Regions from separate parts of the Homo sapiens genome. Here region 1 is linked to region 2. Evidence: chromatin loops called from intact Hi-C (ENCODE). Cell type or tissue: ovary. All regions are shown on one strand. Links, peaks and the distances in the headings refer to the core of each region. The heading gives the core; the rest is flanking DNA.

Region 1 (8,329 bases), core at 134-8,133, 240 kb after region 2:
TTATGCAAAGAGGAGATGGAGGATGGCAGAGACCAATGCATCTACTTGGATGCCATGGAAAGCCTGACGGCACTAGATTTTTCTTTCAAGTCATCACCTCTTCATTCAACTTGCTTTCCCATCCAGGTACTTTTCTACCCAGCTGTGGCACACCCATGACTTCAGCAGGGAGAGAGTTAAGACTTTGAGGATGGACAGCAAAACTCCATCTATTTTTTTTTTGTTCGTTTGTTTCTGTTTTTAACATTCATGATTTGGGTATTGTAGAAACTATCAAAGATGGCTTAAATGAGGTCTTTGTGTGATAGGAAATGTTCTTAGCTCTGTGCTTCCCAAACTCTTTTAACATTGAACTGCTCTCTGCAGAACATCCATCTTGGTGAGCCTTCACTAAATGCATAGAAGTGACAGCAAATAATGTAGCTGATCTAACTACCTCCCCTATAGGATTTACTTTCAGAGTTTTAAGGGAAATTTTCAAGCAGAAAATGGTTACATGGATAAAATTGTTGAGATTTAATTAGACTTTTATAAGAAATGTGAGAGAATTTTGTTATCAAAGTCTAAGCGGTAGGCTGGGTGATGTGGAGATGTCGAATACCTTGACTTTCACTTCTGAAGAACTGGTTTTAAGCATCCTCTTTTCAAATAGACAATTAATTCTTACATAAGAGATGGTGACCAACTAGTCTCTTTTTCCAAAGAGGAATAAAAGACAAAAAGAAAATGGTTGGAATTGTGGTTAATGATATTCAGGTTGGACCAAGAAAGATTATTGGGTGCTTCAATGGATTGTCAAAGATGACAGAAAATTCCATCTTTGTGGTAATAAGTACCCTGCTATGTCTATACTTTTCCTTGACAAGCTTTTTCATACTAACATTTCACTTTGTACTCAGAATCCATTCCTTGAAAGTTCCTTGGTTTATGGTTGAGGGAACTGATACTCAAAGAACATTAAGAGACCTGGCTAAAGTTACACAGCCAAGTGGTAATAGATACAAGCTTTAAACTCAGAGTTCTTTCTAATACCTGACACTTTTGTCTTCTAGGCTGTAAATGAAAATACAGCAGAATCAGATCTGTCCAATAAATCCTGATTGAAGGCCAGAACTGAAAGTATTTCTTCTGAGGCTGAGAAAAATTCCATCTCAAACATTGAAAGGGTAGAAATAGGCAGTGAAGTCCTAGTGCCTGCTCTGTTTGGCCTTTCTGGGTTAAAAACATACTTAAAATTGAGTGACTCTGTTGTGGAATAAAATCCAAACAATCTGGGTTGAAAAAGACTGCTTAGGGGTGTGTGGGTCACAGTGATGCTAAGGGTATTCTTTTTTTTTTTTTTTTTTTTTTTTGAGACGGAGTCTTGCTGTTTCGCCCAGGCCAGAGTGCAGTGGCGCTGTCTTGGCTCACTGCAAGCTCTGCCTCCCAGGTTCATGCCATTCTCCCGCCTCAGCCTCCCGAGTAGCTGGGACTACAGGCGCTTGCCACCGCGTCCGGCTAATTTTTTGTATTTTTAGTAGAGACGGGGTTTCACCATGTTCGCCAGGATGGTCTCGATCTCCTGACCTCGTGATCTGCCCGCCTCGGCCTCCCAAAGTGCTGGGATTACAGGCATGAGCCACTGCGCCCGGCCCGCTAAGGGTATTCTTGATATCCGCTGGGATAATGTGACCACAGGACACCTTGCTTGCTTTCTCCAAGAATCTCAAGAAGACTACAAACCCCAAGAAGGGAGGCATCTTGTTCAAGATCATGTTGGGGATAGAAGACAGAGTGAGAATGAGAAAGCAGAGATGTTCATTTGTTTTATGAACATTTACTTATCTGCCAAGGTCTGTAGCCCTGGCCTTCCCTGTGAAGAGCAGCAGCCTGAACCAACGTTCAGTGGCCGGGGCTGCCGAGCCAGGACCTTACGGGGCTGCAGCCTGTGCTGACCCAGGGCCTCCACAGTGCTTTGCTTGCAGATCCCCCCAAAAGAGTTGTGAAAAAGTCTGTGCCTCATCATGCGTTTTCAAGTTGACATCCCAAAAGTTTCATGATAATTTTAAATGGTTGTAAATGATGCAATTTCTGGTGCTTTATAAATCTTGACAGTTTAACATAAAATTGTTGCATTACTCTTTTAAAGTTTCCAATAAAATATAAACACTGCAGCTATTTGATACCTTCTATTATGTATTCAAAGATATATAAAAGCCCTGTTTTTAACAGTCAAAGATTTTTCATCATTTCTTTTTCTCCTTGGATACATATTTACATTCCATTTCCTTCTTAAAATTTTACCCTAATACGATATATTTTTATGCTGGAAAGTCTTTTACTGATCACGCTACCATATTACTCTGCAACAAAAAGAGGCTTATAAATTAAAATTTAAAATTTAAAAATTTTATAAACATAAGGCTTTGTGTTATACGCTTCTTTTGGATTGAATTTTCATCACAGATACTATTAATGTACAACTGAGCAAAACAACATATTTACATTATGAGCTTTTCGAGGTAATTCTTAATATAAAATGTACCAGAAATAATATATTTTACATGATCGAAGGGATATGTTGTCCGATTCAAGAGGCTTTCTAGACACCTGTATTTCAAATGTCTCCTTGTCTGGGCACCAGTATTTCCTAGATTTCCTTGTTTGGTGTCCTGGGGGCATTCACACCACAGGGATATGGACCTGGAAGGATGCAGGGTGAATGACAGGTGTGCTTCTCTGCTGAAGTGTAGGATAAGGATGCCCCTTTGAGAGACAGGAGAAGCGGCAGGTGGGCTCCAGGCTCTGCCCCGGGTTGTCCTCCGGTGAACGTGAAGACTGAGCACATATGAAAGTTGAGGGTCTGGAAATGAATTCTATTAAATCATGACTTGTACACAAGTTTCAAGATGTCCTACACTACTCCAATCACTTTCGAAGGCCACTTGGGAAATTGTTAGCATGTTCTTGATTCATCCACATAAGAATAGTTTGCATAAGCTATTCAATATAAATACAAGCATAAATATGCCTGTACTTTGAGAAATATGCCTGTACTTTAAGAGGAAGACGTGTTTTGGGGTGTTTCATCTGGATAATCAGTTGCAATAGACACTGTCACCCGTTTATCTGGAACAAATAGAACTATTATGTGCTACATAAATTATAAATGATTGCAATATTACTTCATCGCAAGATCATTATGGTTACAGCCTGCCCTCCTATGAATTAGAATCATTGACTGATATTATGCTGATTGGAACAGAAGTCAATTCAATGCATCAGAACTTGGCAAATCCCTAACCACACATGGTTCACACACATGCGGTTGTTGATTTATTCCAGCCTGTTAGTCAAGATAGTTAACATACTATGGTAATATTTTCCACATTCCTGGAGCTTAATATAATACAAATCTATTTCTTGATCATACTATATCCAGAGGGGGCTAGTGAGAGGTTCTGGTTCACAAAGTCACTCAGGGACTCAGGGTTGATGGATGCTTCTCTATCTTGCAGCTGTACCATCTGGATAATGTGGCAGGAGAGGGGAGAGACAGAAGAATTGAAACAGGTCTTCCATCTCCTCAACCTGGAGGTGACACAGTCACTTCTGCTTACATTTCATTCGTCAGGACTAGTCCAATAGTTGTGTCCAAATGCAGAATGGCTGAGAAGCTCACTCTGCCATGTGCCCCAGAGGAGAAGAAAACAGAATATTCTTTTTTTTTTTTTTTTTTTTTTTTGAGACAGAGTCTCGCTCTGTCGCCCAGGCCGGACTGCGGACTGCAGTGGCGCAATCTCGGCTCACTGCAAGCTCCGCTTCCCGGGTTCACGCCATTCTCCTGCCTCAGCCTCCCCAGTAGCTGGGACTACAGGCGCCCGCCATTGCGCCCGGCTAATTTTTTGTATTTTTAGTAGAGACGGGGTTTCACCTTGTTAGCCAGGATGGTCTCGATCTCCTGACCTCATGATCCACCCGCCTCGGCCTCCCAAAGTGCTGGGATTACAGGCGTGAGCCACCGCGCCCGGCCAAAAACAGAATATTCTTGCTAACTAAACTATAGTAGAAGTTGATATGGGTGGCATTGGTCAATTGGTCATTGGTTAAAAAAATGATTACCAAGAGTTAGTGATTAATAATAAAATAATGGGGTTATATTCATCACAAAAAATCATTATGTAAGCAGGACCGAACATGACAAAGGCAGAAAATTTGAATCTGCTATGTAAAGAGGCAAAAATGTAAACCTTGGGAGATTGAAACTTACCTTCAAGTATGACTTTGACTGAAGGAAGACCTATCTAGCTGGCAGAGGTACTTCAGCTGGGTCATACGAATACATGACTGGAAGTGTCCTGCCATACTTGACAACTCTGCCCAGCTCTTGTTTCCACCAGGCTCCACTTGGCCACTAAGTGGAAGTCATTCGGCAAGTTCATGAGAGTCACTACTGAGAAGATATCCCTTTGGTTGCCCTCGTGACTTTGCCTATTTCTAGATGTATTATGGAGCAATGACCTCTCTAGCAGGGCGGTGGTGATTAGTTGTAACTTCCCCGCCCCCAGGTACTTGGAAAATGGCCGAATCAACAACTTAGAGTGAACTAGCCAAGTGTTAATTAGTTATATGGCATTGAGGTTTACCGTTCCAGGAATGTAAATATTTGGAATTATTCCTATCAGTGTTATCTATATTCTTTTAGATTTCAGGGATGGGACCGCTGCAGGTTGACCCAAGGGTATCCCTATAAAAGATCCTTGGAATCTACAATTACAAGAGTGCATCATCTTTAAAAAAGAGGTTTCAGGGAACAAATATCCCTTTTTGTCTATTGAGGTGGCCTGGTCCCAAATGTCATATCAAGGAAAGGGTTACCTGACCTGTGTAAGACTAGGAACCAGAAATGTTCCTGGCTGCATAACCCTAGTCTCGCATGACTTCTGATACTGTAGGAAAGCAAGCTGGAAATTAATGTGTGGAATTCTAAGAGAGATGCAAGCAAAGTGACCATTTGGGAAGGAATAATCCAGAATGCAAATACAAACTGAGCCGTCATTTATTATTCATCCTTGGGTGAGAGGGAGAAGAACCAGGGGTCAGAGAGAGAAGACATTACAGATTGAATGCCAGCTGAAATATGGAAGGAAAGGTGAGTTTGCCAAGAGTTATATTAGTAGGGGGACTGTGAATAGAATGAGGGTTGATGGCTGATTTCTGATGGCCAAATAAATGTGTTTACTCTTAGGACCGTGTTTTGAAAATGACAGAGAACTTAGAATGCATTCACAGAAGGGTAAAAAGAGAAGAGAGAACATTTATAAAGCTAATTAGAAGAGGAAGGTTCTGAAAGCCCTACTGAAAAGAACACTTTTCAGCTTCCTTTGAGAAGACATTTTCTATCTAGCTCCATTGAATACGTTTGAACTGGCCTGGAACAGTTAAGAAGGTAAAGGGGTTAGGGAGGTTGAGGATCAGAATGGTCTTTGGGGTTTAAAGCCAGGTCCACTTCTACCCAGCTGAGTTGGCTTGGCCAGGTTACTGAACCTCTCCAAGCATTCAATTTCTCTAATTAAATAGCCGAGGGTGATTGACTGAAAGGATTGTTTAAGTGTAAGACCAAGTTCTGTGGGAAGAAGCATCCTCCATAGTGCAGCACCTTCGTCACCACTCACTTAAGCTCTAACATATGGCAATAACTTCTGTATTATAAGTGAAGAAACTGAGCCTCAGTGAGAGAAAGAGGTTGCTAAAGTTTCAGGAATTAGCAAATGTTGGACTTGAGATTCAAGTGAAAATGGGTGAAGAAACATTCCTGTAGGTTAGGGTAGCGCAGTGGGTTGAATAGCAGCCGCTCAGAATGTAAGTCCATGTCCTAATCCCCAGAGAGTGTCAGTGTTAGCTTATCAGGAAAAAGGGTCTTTGCAGATGTAATTAACTTAAGAATTTTGAGATGAAGACATCGTCTGGGATTATCTGGGGAGCCCTAATTCCAATGACAGGTGTCCTTGTAAAAGCCAAGCAGAAGGAGATCTGACTGCCAGAAGATGAGGAGGCAAGGTGACCATGGAGACAGTGTGATGTGGCCACAAGTCAAGGAATGCTGCCAGCCAGCAGAAGTTGGAAAGGGACAAAGAAGGGGTTCTCCCTGAGAGCCACTGCAGGCAGCACACCCTGCTGGATTTTCAACTTCTGGCCTCAAAACTGTGAGAGAATAAATTGCTGTTGTTTTAAAACACCCAGCTAGTGGTAATTTGCTATGGCAAAAACTGAATACATGTGGGAACGGCTCGCACTTTGTGAAGGCCTTTGAGCACCTAAAAAAGTGGACACAATAGTGGATAGGTCTGAGCCTTGACTATGTGGTTCCTTCTGGGGGTCAGCAGGTCACCCAGATGAAACAAACTTTCTCAGGGCCTTAACAAGTAATGAAGGTACAGCTTTGGTGACTGAGCGCTTCCCTTGGTATCAACTTCTCTTTCCAAAGAGCCTCAGGAGATGAGGCCACACATTCCCATTTTGCAGATGAGCAAACAGAAGTCCAAGATAGTTACATAATTAGCATGCACCACTGGCTTGCTGAGGTAGAGGGCCATCATTTGAATTCACACATGGTAGATGAATTCTCCCACCGGGAGAGCCAGTCCCCAGGATCAGGCCATAAATAACCTCGCTGCGTTCTGTCTTTGGGGGCTAAGCATTGCTGAAAATCACAAGGCTAGTCATGTTAGTCATGTTACCACACCTTGTTATCCTAACAACTTAGGCTGCTGTAGAATAAGCTTGAATTCTCCTCACACTCCGAGTACTCTGGCTTCCCCTTGGGACGGACGCTGGGGCTGAGCTGCCAGGAGAGTTTTCCCTAAGTGTAGTGTATAACAGCCCAGTGGGTTAGGTGGGATCTGGTCCATCCTATGGCTTCTAGATAAACAGACAGGAGGAAAGATGGAGATGTGATGGAAGGGAGAACTCTGCCAGCAGAGGTTTTTAAATACTAACATAAGTTGTGAAGGCCTCAGCGTTATTATGGGTCTTCCAAAAGAAGGAGAAAGGCCATTCTGCACCCTCTTCAGCTTTGCTCTCTGAACCGTGGGTTGGGGGATTTCCCCCAAAGCCTTCTTCTCTCCTCCATTCTAGTTCTAGTGCCTGAAATGTTGCCCACAGTAGCGGCCAGTGCACGGCCTCTGGGTTTGTGTAGACTTGGGTTCAAATCCTGATTCTATAATTTGCTGACAAAGCAATCTTCCGCAAGAAAGTTAACCTCTTAGCTACTGTTTTGCACCTGTACAATGGTGGTAAGTCTCTTTGGCAGGGCTGTGGTGAATTCAGGGCACATAGTAGATACTCAACAAATCTTTTTCACAGGGGTGAAGGATGATAACAGCTAACATTAAATGAGCACACTGTGCACCCCACACACTTTACTTGGACTATTTCATTTCATTCTCACAACCACCCTATGGAGGTAGGTACCATTATTAGCTTCATATTGTAAAAACTGGGTGTTAAGAGGTAAAGCCAGGTGTCCACATGCCCATAGCTCATAGCAGGCAGAACCTGGCTCTGTGTCTGGCCTGTCTCCAAAGACCAGGCTCTTCGCTGTATTTAAAGTGCCTATCATAGCACCTGATACTCACCAGGCATATTAAATGATGATAATTAGTATGAATTCAACAAACATATATATTGAGGGCAACTATGTGCCAGGCACTATTTACCCATAAAAATATCTAAACAAGTAACCTGGTCACAGGTGGGAGCACTACACTGTTGCATCAGCCAGCTTTGGTCAGGGAAGTGGTACCACCGTGAGTGATGTGGAGGAAGGGATTGATTGCAGAGATTAGACCTTATCCAGTTGTGGAAGCTGGTGAAGAATCTCTAGAAGGCTGCTGCCTCTGCATCTGAGGATGGGTGTGAAGTTGCCGTAATGCCAAAAGGCCGGAGGAAAGCAGGACATGATGTGGGAGAGAGTGAGGCCAAAGTGGAGCCCACAAGGACAAATAAAACCCTTGTTTGCCTTTCACCACTTCCGATCTCGACCATGAAACATAAAGCTGGAATCTTGACTACAGAGCTGGACACGTACTTTGCCCAGGCCTCAGAGTAGCTGAAGGAGGAGATCTAGCAGGAGCTGGAGGAGCTGTGGGCTCCACCATCAGGGTGAGCCAGCAATTCGGTGACAATGAGCGCATGCTGCTGCTTCATGTCCACCTTCCAGAGGCTCCACAAATACCTGTTGTGGACAACCTTAACGCAGAACCACATAAGGAAGGCAATTCTGGGAAATAGGTTCCAGCTTAGTGAAGTTGACCTAATGCAAAACCACCACACTGATGTTCCCATCGCT
Region 2 (8,329 bases), core at 89-8,088:
GGATCCCTGGTGATCAAGCGGCAGTGTCAGGGGCTGAGGCTGGGGCAGGCTGCTCTCTCTGTCTCCGCCAGAGGCACTGTTGTGTCACAACTACCAGAGCAGTCCCTCTGAAGCCCCAAAGCCAGACCCAGAGGCCTGCCTGGGAGTGGGACTGAGAGCAGTGGCTCTGAGCAGAAGATGGAGATGGTCAAGGTAGGGCCCTGGGGCCAGACACCCAAGGTGGGTGAGAACAGGGACCAGTGACCTCATTCCAGGACAGGGCAGAGGACTGGCTGGCTGGCTGGCAGAGGGAAGGGCTGGGTGACACTCACGCTGACCAGGGGCTGGGCTGCACTGTGGTGGTGACTCGAGGGTTTGCACATGGCCTGATAGTCATACATAGTCACTCTGAAAATCAGAAGCGGGCTGTGATGAGTCCAAAGCCACCCCCACCCCCTGCCCCTGCCTCAGGAGGCTTTACTAGCAGAGCATCCGTTTACCGCAATTCCCAAGGGCGCCTGAGCTAGGACAGCAGATCAGAATACAGCTCATGCTGAAAATTACATTTCTGCACTTGGAATGGTTTAAAGACAATGAAGAGCAAATGGCTTTTGCCCTCGGAGTTGGACGGTTTTCCCTCTAGGGTCTGAGCTGCGGAGCCCCTCCCAGGGATGCCCACATGCCCTTACGCCCTCCCCACATCATGCTGACGCCCTGGCTCCATAAAGGTTGCTTTTGCAGCTCTTTGGGGGCACCCACTGTGGGTTTTGGAGGTCAGGATCCTGAGATCCGCCAGGACCACTTAGCGTCAGCTCTCGGTTTGCTGTGTCTATTTGGACTGGGGAGGAGTGTGCCCCACTTACTGGCTGAACACCCCCATGCTGAGCAGCTGGGTCAGGACAGCACCATCCACCTCCCCCAGAAATCTTCCCGTCTGTGAGAGAGGGACAGCAGAGAGAGAGGGAGGGAGAGAGATGGAGCAGGATGGAGCCTTCCGAGTCCAGCACTATTTATTCAGCTCAGGTCGAGGCTTTTGGTGCCAGTTGGGCTTTCCCTCTGACTGCCTCTCAGCATAATCCAGCTGAACCCTTCCACCCACGCCCCTGTCCGGTCCTGGCTCCCTCCTCACCGTCCAGCCTGGTGCTTCCTCAACTGGAAGGAGTCACCCGCTAGCTGACTATGAGACCAACGTAGAGGCTGCAATGTGATTTTTTTAATGGTACAGAATTCCTTGGAACAATTCTGTGTGAATCACTTGCAGCAAGGTTAAAGAATGTTTTATGAAACTGGATTTGTTTTATATGCTGTGTGTGTGTGTGTGTGTGTGTGTGTGTGTGTGTGTGTGTGTGTTGGGTCAGATATAAAACACGTTTCTGCAGGTCAAGGTCAGAAGCAGCGCCTGTCTCATGCACGCTGGTGTCCTCATCTTCCCAGTGTGAGAGGGCTGCTGTGGCTTTTGCTGTCCCTCCATCACCTCCCACAATCAGTGTGCCCTGTGGATCGGTCATTTGTCCCCTCCATGACAATGACCTAACCGGATCCCTTGCCCTGTCTCCATTGCCCACCTGCCCTCCTAACTGACCTCTCCTCTTGTCCCTGTGGCACTGCCAGAGTCATCTTACTCAAATGCAACATGGATGGGTCACTCTTGCCTTCATTTCCAAAAAATAAAACAGGACCCTCCCTCCTGCCCCCGGCTCCCCTTTTGTTGTCCATCAGCCAGCACTTTGTGGCTTCTGTGCCCTGTGCCAAGCAGCGGCCCCCTAGCTGGCTGAGAATGGCCTCAGGCCCTCCACTCTGCCACCTCTCATGGCCTCTGTACCTGCCTTGGCCTCTTGAGTCTGCCATTTCCCAGCATGTCAGGGTGGCAGAGCTTGGGCTTTGGTGTTGGATTTCGACTTTAATGTAGGCTGTCTTTAAAAATTGGGGATAGCGTGTGTCCGGCGTGTGGCTCCCAGTAAATACTTGAAAAATGGCAGCCATCGTTAGGAGGAGAGGTCCGGGGTCCGGCTTGGCTGTTCTCCCTGCCGATTACCCTTCCTCTGTCCTCATGCCAAGGAACTTCTTTCCTCACCCTCGCTGGGAAGTCTTTCTATTCTAACTTTCCCAGCCAGAACAAGGCCTTCCTCTGCACACCGGCAGCCTGTGGAGTCCTAGTCTCACTCTGCCTGATAAGATATTTGGTTGAAAACTGTATGAGAACAGGACCATGTCTTACTCATCTCTGAATTCCCCAAAGTGTCTTGGTACCTGGACATACTCAGTCAGTGTGGAATGTTGATAGGGAAGGGAGGTGGGAACCAAGCTGATGGCCACGTCAGGTTCTTCATGGAGAGCTTTCTAGCTGCCAGGGCCCAAAATGATGACATGTGTGATAACTACCAATAAAAAGAAATGCAAGGCTGGTACAGGAGCTGAGGCACATGGGCCTGGCCAATCTCAAGGAAAGCCAGGCATTGTCTGGGTGCCCACCTGGGGCCTGCCCTGGGCAGCCAAGTAGACTCCAGCAAGCCTTCTGAAGGGAACAGAGATGTATTCCAGACAAGGGCTAGGCAGAACGCACAACTCCTGAACACCCAATGAACAACCAGAGAAGTTCTCTCTCAAATAAGAGATGATGGTGCAGCTTCAGGACAATAACCCCAGAACTGTTATGCCCATGGTTCATAATGCTGTGACTTATAATCAGCCAATATGGGGCCACAGGTCCCCAGATGCGCCCACACCAGGAATCTGGGATGGAGTCAGGAAGTATTACTTTCCAAATTGGACTTAAATAACAAAACATAGTCCTTACATCCTACAGTATTTCCTGTGTAAGTGGAAATGGCTGACTTATAAAATTAAAACGTAAGGATGCAACCCACTAAAAATGCATGGCAAATTGTAATCTAAAAATGGAGGGTCAATTACAAAAGTAAGCAGCAGGAAAACAGATTCAGACAAAGGTGCTCACACTTGTCTGTCTACACTCTGCTAGTTCTTTACCTGGAATGGCCTGACCACCAAAAACTATTTCATAATACCTTTTATTCATAAGGCACTCACCAGGTGAGTCTGATGCAAAGATGAATGAAATGGACACGAATCAAGAGCTTCAGACTAGTTTGCATGGACAGGCAGGGAACACACAAACTCTCAGACATGGCTGGCTGAAAACCGGCACCTCCTACGGTGGTGGAAAGGAGTGGCAACCTAAAGCCCTGGCAGGCTGCATGAAAGAAGGCAGTGGACATGGCAGCGGGACAGCAGGGAGGGTCAAGGGCATTCCAGGGACACAACAGCACATGGGAATGTGAAAGACATTGAAATCCTGCCTGTTCTTCACGGCGCAGCCCTGAAGCTCTCCCTGGTGCCTCCAGCTGGAGTAAACTCTCTCAGCTGGGGCTCGCTTTTTGCTATTCTAGTTACTGTGTGTGTGTGTGTGTGTGTGTGTGTGTGTGTGTGTGTGTGTCCCCTCCGTCACCCCCTCACCTGACAGCAGGATTCTAGGGGACAGAAATCCACTTCTGTCCCACAGCACCACACCATGTCCTGTTCACAGTTATTATTCCATGCATATTTGCTGAAGGAATGTGTGAGGGAATGAATGACCCGAGTCTTCTGCTCCCTGGGAAAGTGCAGCGGGGTGCAGACAAGGCTTCTGACGAGGCTGGTCTTAATTCCTACAAACCTGTCCCATTCTCCTTCCTAATTCTAGGCTTATTCACCAACAACCCTGTGGTTTAGACCCTGGATTCTGAGAAGAGAGGTCCCTGAGAGCAAGGATGTGTATCCTGGACACTAGAAAAATGTATCCCCCTCCATAAATTACTAGCTTGATTTTTCTAGGATTTGTCACTCTGGCAGAAAATATCCATTCTCCCCGTCTTCTTTAGTTAGGCAGCCTGACTTTAATTATGGCAGCCATGTGCTCAGCGAAAAGACTACATTTCCCAGTAGCCCTTGCGGCAGGGACTGGCCAATGGAATGTGAGCAGAGCCGCTGGGAGGGACTTCCGGGAAGCGGGCCCAAGGCCTCCTGCCTCTTCCCCATCCTCGCTCTTGCGCTCTGGGAAGTGGACTCGAAGGCAGGAGCCCCTCCAGCTATGCTGGGATCGTGCGGATGGGGACAGGCTGGGCCCAGGCTGCCTTCATCCATTCTTTTATGAGAGAATAAACCTTTAGTTGTTTAAGCCACTTCTCTTCTGGCAGCAGAACACAATTCCTGGCTGATAGTTTCTTTTGAACTTTGTCAGGGCAAATCCCCGACTCAAATACAGTCCCTGAACCTGCAAAGCGAAGGTCCAAACGTCGACGTGGGATGCCTTGTCGATTTAGGAGCCCCAGACCGCCCGTGGAGTGGCACCCAAAGCATAGCACGATGCAGGGGCCTGACCACCCCAGCCCCCCTTTCATGGGGGACAATTCACAAATAAGCAGTGGCCCGTGGGCTGCCTGAACTCTGGGGCTGGGTCAAAAGAGTCGAGGACCCCCCCTGCCTGGCCTTCGAGTCTGGAGGGAGGCCAGGAGGAGGAGGTCCTGTGAGCACCACCCAGAAGCCTGCGGGGGAAGCAGATGGGGGCAGAGGCAGGCGACCAAGTGATGAGAGGTTGGGTAGTCCCTCCCAGGCCTGGACTAATTTGCAGGGCTGTGGGAGGCTGTGCCCAGAGAGAAGGGGTGCTCTTGACTCTGATGACAGATGGAGTAAATGTCCCATGGCCTCCTTACCTGGGGACAGCCTCCGTTTCTTCTCTAAAGATGGGAGCTCATCCTCCTAAGGGGTGTGGACACTCAAGTCCCTGTGTCTGGCTCGGGTCGGGATCAGTTTCCTTTTGTCTGCTCCTGGCTTGTGCAGCCTCACCTGCCCCTCCGTCCTCCAGGCTGCAGTCTCTTAAGGAGTGTTTTGGACACTCAGGGGTGCCTGGGAGGTACGTGGAGGAGCGGGGTGGGGGTGGGGCAGCACTGCACTCCCCAGAAAGCCACCTGAAGAGCCTGCCTCTGACCACGACAGGATTAATTCTATTCCTGGAGGGCCCAGTGGAGCAGGGCCATTTGGGACGCCAGGAAGGTAGAAGGAGCACCGCTGCCAGGGCATGTGGTGTCCCGGAAGATGGCCAAGGCAGGCTGCCCAGAGTGGAAAGGATGGCAACACGTGCCAGGCTGGGATAGTGACTTGAAGATGAGGAGCCTGGGCTGGGCGGGCCGCAGGCGGCAGGGAAGGTGAGAGGGATTCAGAGAAACAGGAGCCGAGGCCCAGAAAGGCATGCCTGATGCCCCCTGACGACAGAGAGGGATGCCCTGCTCTGAGGGCCTGCCTGGTCCGGCTCACTGGGCTGGGGTGTGGAGGGAGCAGGGTGCTGTGCTCTGAGAGATCCAGGTCCCTCAGGGAAAGGTGCTGGGATGGGGCCTCGGATTTTCTAGGCTGCAGTTGCTGCCCCTTGAAGATCCACTTTGAAGCTTCCATGGGTGGGTGCCGCCCAGAAGCAAATGACAGGAATCGGAGTCCCCAGATTCAGGGTGACAGATCCACTATAAATATTACAAAGCTCCACAAAGCCACTGTCATTGCCTGTCCCCAGCTGTCTGCTTCTCTTTCTAGGCCCCACATCGAGGGTTGCAATCTTGTCATCCATAACTCTTATAAGAATGAGCCCTGGCCTGGAAGAGAGGCCAAATGTCTAATCAGCAGGCCTGGAACACCGCCGGTGCCAAGAAAGAGCCAAGCAGCCACTCCCTGGGGCTGGCTGCAGATGAGGCCCTTGTGGTTTCCCCACTCACTGACTACGGGGAGGAGGGTGTGCAAGGACTTTGTCTGGGAAGAATCTTTGCATCTGTAGCTCAACAGGCTTCTCTCTCCAGGCCCCTGGGTAAGCCCTAGCAGGGACAAGGAGTCGCTGGAAGCCTTTGACATATTTGCCTAGTCAGGAAAGTGACAGCAGCCAGCTAAAGTGCATTGAGATCCACAGCAGCCAGGAGGCCTGGGGAGGGTTCTCAACCCACCATGCACCCAGTCACCTGGAGGGCCCCTTTGAGCAGACTGCCAGACCCCAACCCCAGAGTGCTTGAGTCCCTAGGTCTGGGGTGGGACCCTGGCAAATCTGCATCTCTAACAAGCTCCCAGATGCTGGGGCTTCTGTCCTTCAGCCACACTGGAGGCCTAGAGATAAGCAGGGAGGAGCAGTGAGGAATGAATGAGTTAGGGGAGGCCAGGCCCTGTGGCCCTCGATGGCACTTGTGTGTTTGGGGAAGAGGGGCAGGTTTGGGTCGGTTGGTGGGAGTTGGTGGTGGGCAGACTCTAAAGTGGTTCACAATGATCCCGGCCTCCTGGGAGTCCTGCCCTTGTGTAAGCCCCTCCTCTTGAGTATAGGTTGGACATAGTAACTTGTTTCTAGCAAGCAGAATATGGTAAAAGTGATGGGGTGTCGCTTCTGACATCAGGTTTCAAAAGACTGTGACTTCCACCTTGGTTTGCTCGGTCTGATGAAGGAACTTTGAGCTGTGAGCTGCACTGTGAACTTTGCTGTGAGCTGCCCTGTGATGGGAGAGGAGGCCTCCGCCTCACAGCCCTGGAGGACCTCAATGCTGCCAACGTGTGACCAGATGCAGATCCTTCTCCAGTCAAGCCTGGACATGACATGACAGCAGCCCTGGGGACCTTGATGCTGTGGCCTGTGCAAGACCCTGAGCCAGCCGCACCCAGATCCCTCACCCACAGAAACTGCCAGATTTTAAGTCTTCTGCTTGTAAGCCACTCTTTTTGCCATAGTTTGTGTGCAGCAATAGATAACTGCTCTAGAGTTGTTAAATGAGTAAGTTTTTTTAAAAACAGCAAAAACAGATGGACGGACAGAGGGTCGGACAGCTGAACAAATGGCATTAGCCCCAGACTCTCCGCCGCCCTGTCTTCCACTCATCTCCCAGTCTAGCGCCTGCTGCCTCCAGCCCTCACTCTCAGGCCAGTTCAGTTCTCCACACGGTTACCCAGTGTCTGCTGTGTGCCAGGCACCACACCAGGCAGGGTCTCTGGCCTAGTGCCCTCCCATAACCCGACACAGTTCAGGCTGCATGGTCAGAGCTGTCCAGAGTGAGGAAGGAGGAACTGGGCCCTGATCACAGTGGGGGAGCAAGGGTGAGCCAAGCACGGCGGGAGCGGGGGCCCCAGCAGGAGCCTCTAGAAGGTCAGTTCGTTTCTGCCCTGCTTCATTTCATGGAGGGTTTGGGATGGCATATAAAACTACACACGGGGTAAAAAGGTAATAGAATCATTGAGAAAATGGGGGTGAATGAGTTAAGTCAACAAATACATTATAAAATATAAATCTCTGAGTAATTGATTGCTACCACATCTAATCCAAACTTGTTCTCAGTGATTTTACAATCTGTGAAGACATGTGAGCAAATGTGGTCTGGACAGAATAGGACCAAAGTGGCCCAGTGGGTTATGAGAGGGTCCCTCGAGGGACCCTGGAGGGACCCTGGAGAGGCCACGTGCTCTCCAGCTTCTCTCAAGGCTGGGGTGGTTTCCCTCCAGGGCCGCCTCCCCGCACGGTTGTCCCGCTGCCTCTGGAGCAGGGGCTGGAAACTACAGCCCGTAGGCCAAGCCTGGCTCACTGTTGATTCATGTGAGCCCTTGATCTAAGACTGGCTTTTCCATTTTCAAGTGGTTGGGGAAAAAAAGTCAAAAGATTGATAACATCTCATGACACGTGAAATTTATATGAAATTCACATTTCAGTATTCAAAGGTTTTACTGGAGCAACGCCACCTGCATTTGCTCACAGATCGCCCATGGCTGCTTTCTTGCTACAACAGCAGGGCTGAGTCTCATGAAGCTCAAAACCAACATGTGCATCCGCCCCTTTAGGAAACGCTCGCCTACCCCTGCTCTTGAGCTTGCTCTCAGGCTTGGCCATCCTCTCCCTCTGTCCTGCCACCTCCCATCCCAGTGTCCAGGATGCAAGCTCTCTCTGGGATGCCTTAGCCCATGCTCCGGCCCTTGAAAGCCAACACCACGGGAGGCCTGGGGACACGGTCAGTCTCAGTCACCCAGGGCGAGAGGGGTCGGAGCACGAATGAGGGGGCATCAGTGATCCCAGAGCCTCACACCAACCACTGGTTTCAACTCTTATCATCACTGGTTTTCTCCCAGAACAACGGAAAAATACAAAGGTCCGGTGCTCTGTCTGGGGAGGAGTGAAATGACGAAAATGGGGCATGAAAGGGAGAAGGGGGAGGGTACCAGAGGCAGGCGCCCAGGTGACCGTGATGCTCAATTAGCTGTGTGTCCTGCAAAGCCCCGCCCACACTCCCACCAACAGGAAGTTGAACGAAACCATCTTTGGCTTCTCTACTCTTGTGGCTGAGAACTG

The links. Hi-C counts contacts between places; a loop is a spot of excess contacts. Peaks named below come from ENCODE experiments on the same cell type or tissue, not always from the same donor. Only the 100,000 strongest peaks of a DNase experiment are listed, where the experiment ranks them.
Region 1: it touches region 2 in a loop (3-fold over the local background); 84 of 110 quality-filtered maps call a loop at or near these places.

What each region holds. Positions count from the first base shown.
Region 1 is chr12:2,039,943-2,048,271 of GRCh38, forward strand. It overlaps a transcript of CACNA1C not described here. Among named protein-coding and RNA genes, the nearest start is that of CACNA1C-IT2, 4.2 kb to the right of the region's middle. In ovary, for the core only: no CTCF peak of the experiment used is centred there; no DNase peak of the experiment used is centred there.
Region 2 is chr12:1,800,732-1,809,060 of GRCh38, forward strand. CACNA2D4 (calcium voltage-gated channel auxiliary subunit alpha2delta 4) reads right to left here. Exons shown (of 38, transcript NM_172364.5): 30 at 843-913; 31 at 312-387. It overlaps LOC105369602 (a long non-coding RNA gene), which reads left to right. Exons shown (of 4, transcript XR_931549.3): 1 at 1-192; 2 at 4,972-5,180; 3 at 5,560-5,827; 4 at 6,399-6,766. Among named protein-coding and RNA genes, the nearest start is that of LRTM2, 16 kb to the right of the region's middle. RefSeq lists enhancers at 3,762-4,684, 3,812-4,106 and a silencer at 3,845-4,004. In ovary, for the core only: no CTCF peak of the experiment used is centred there; DNase peaks (open chromatin) are centred at 183, 3,960 and 4,380.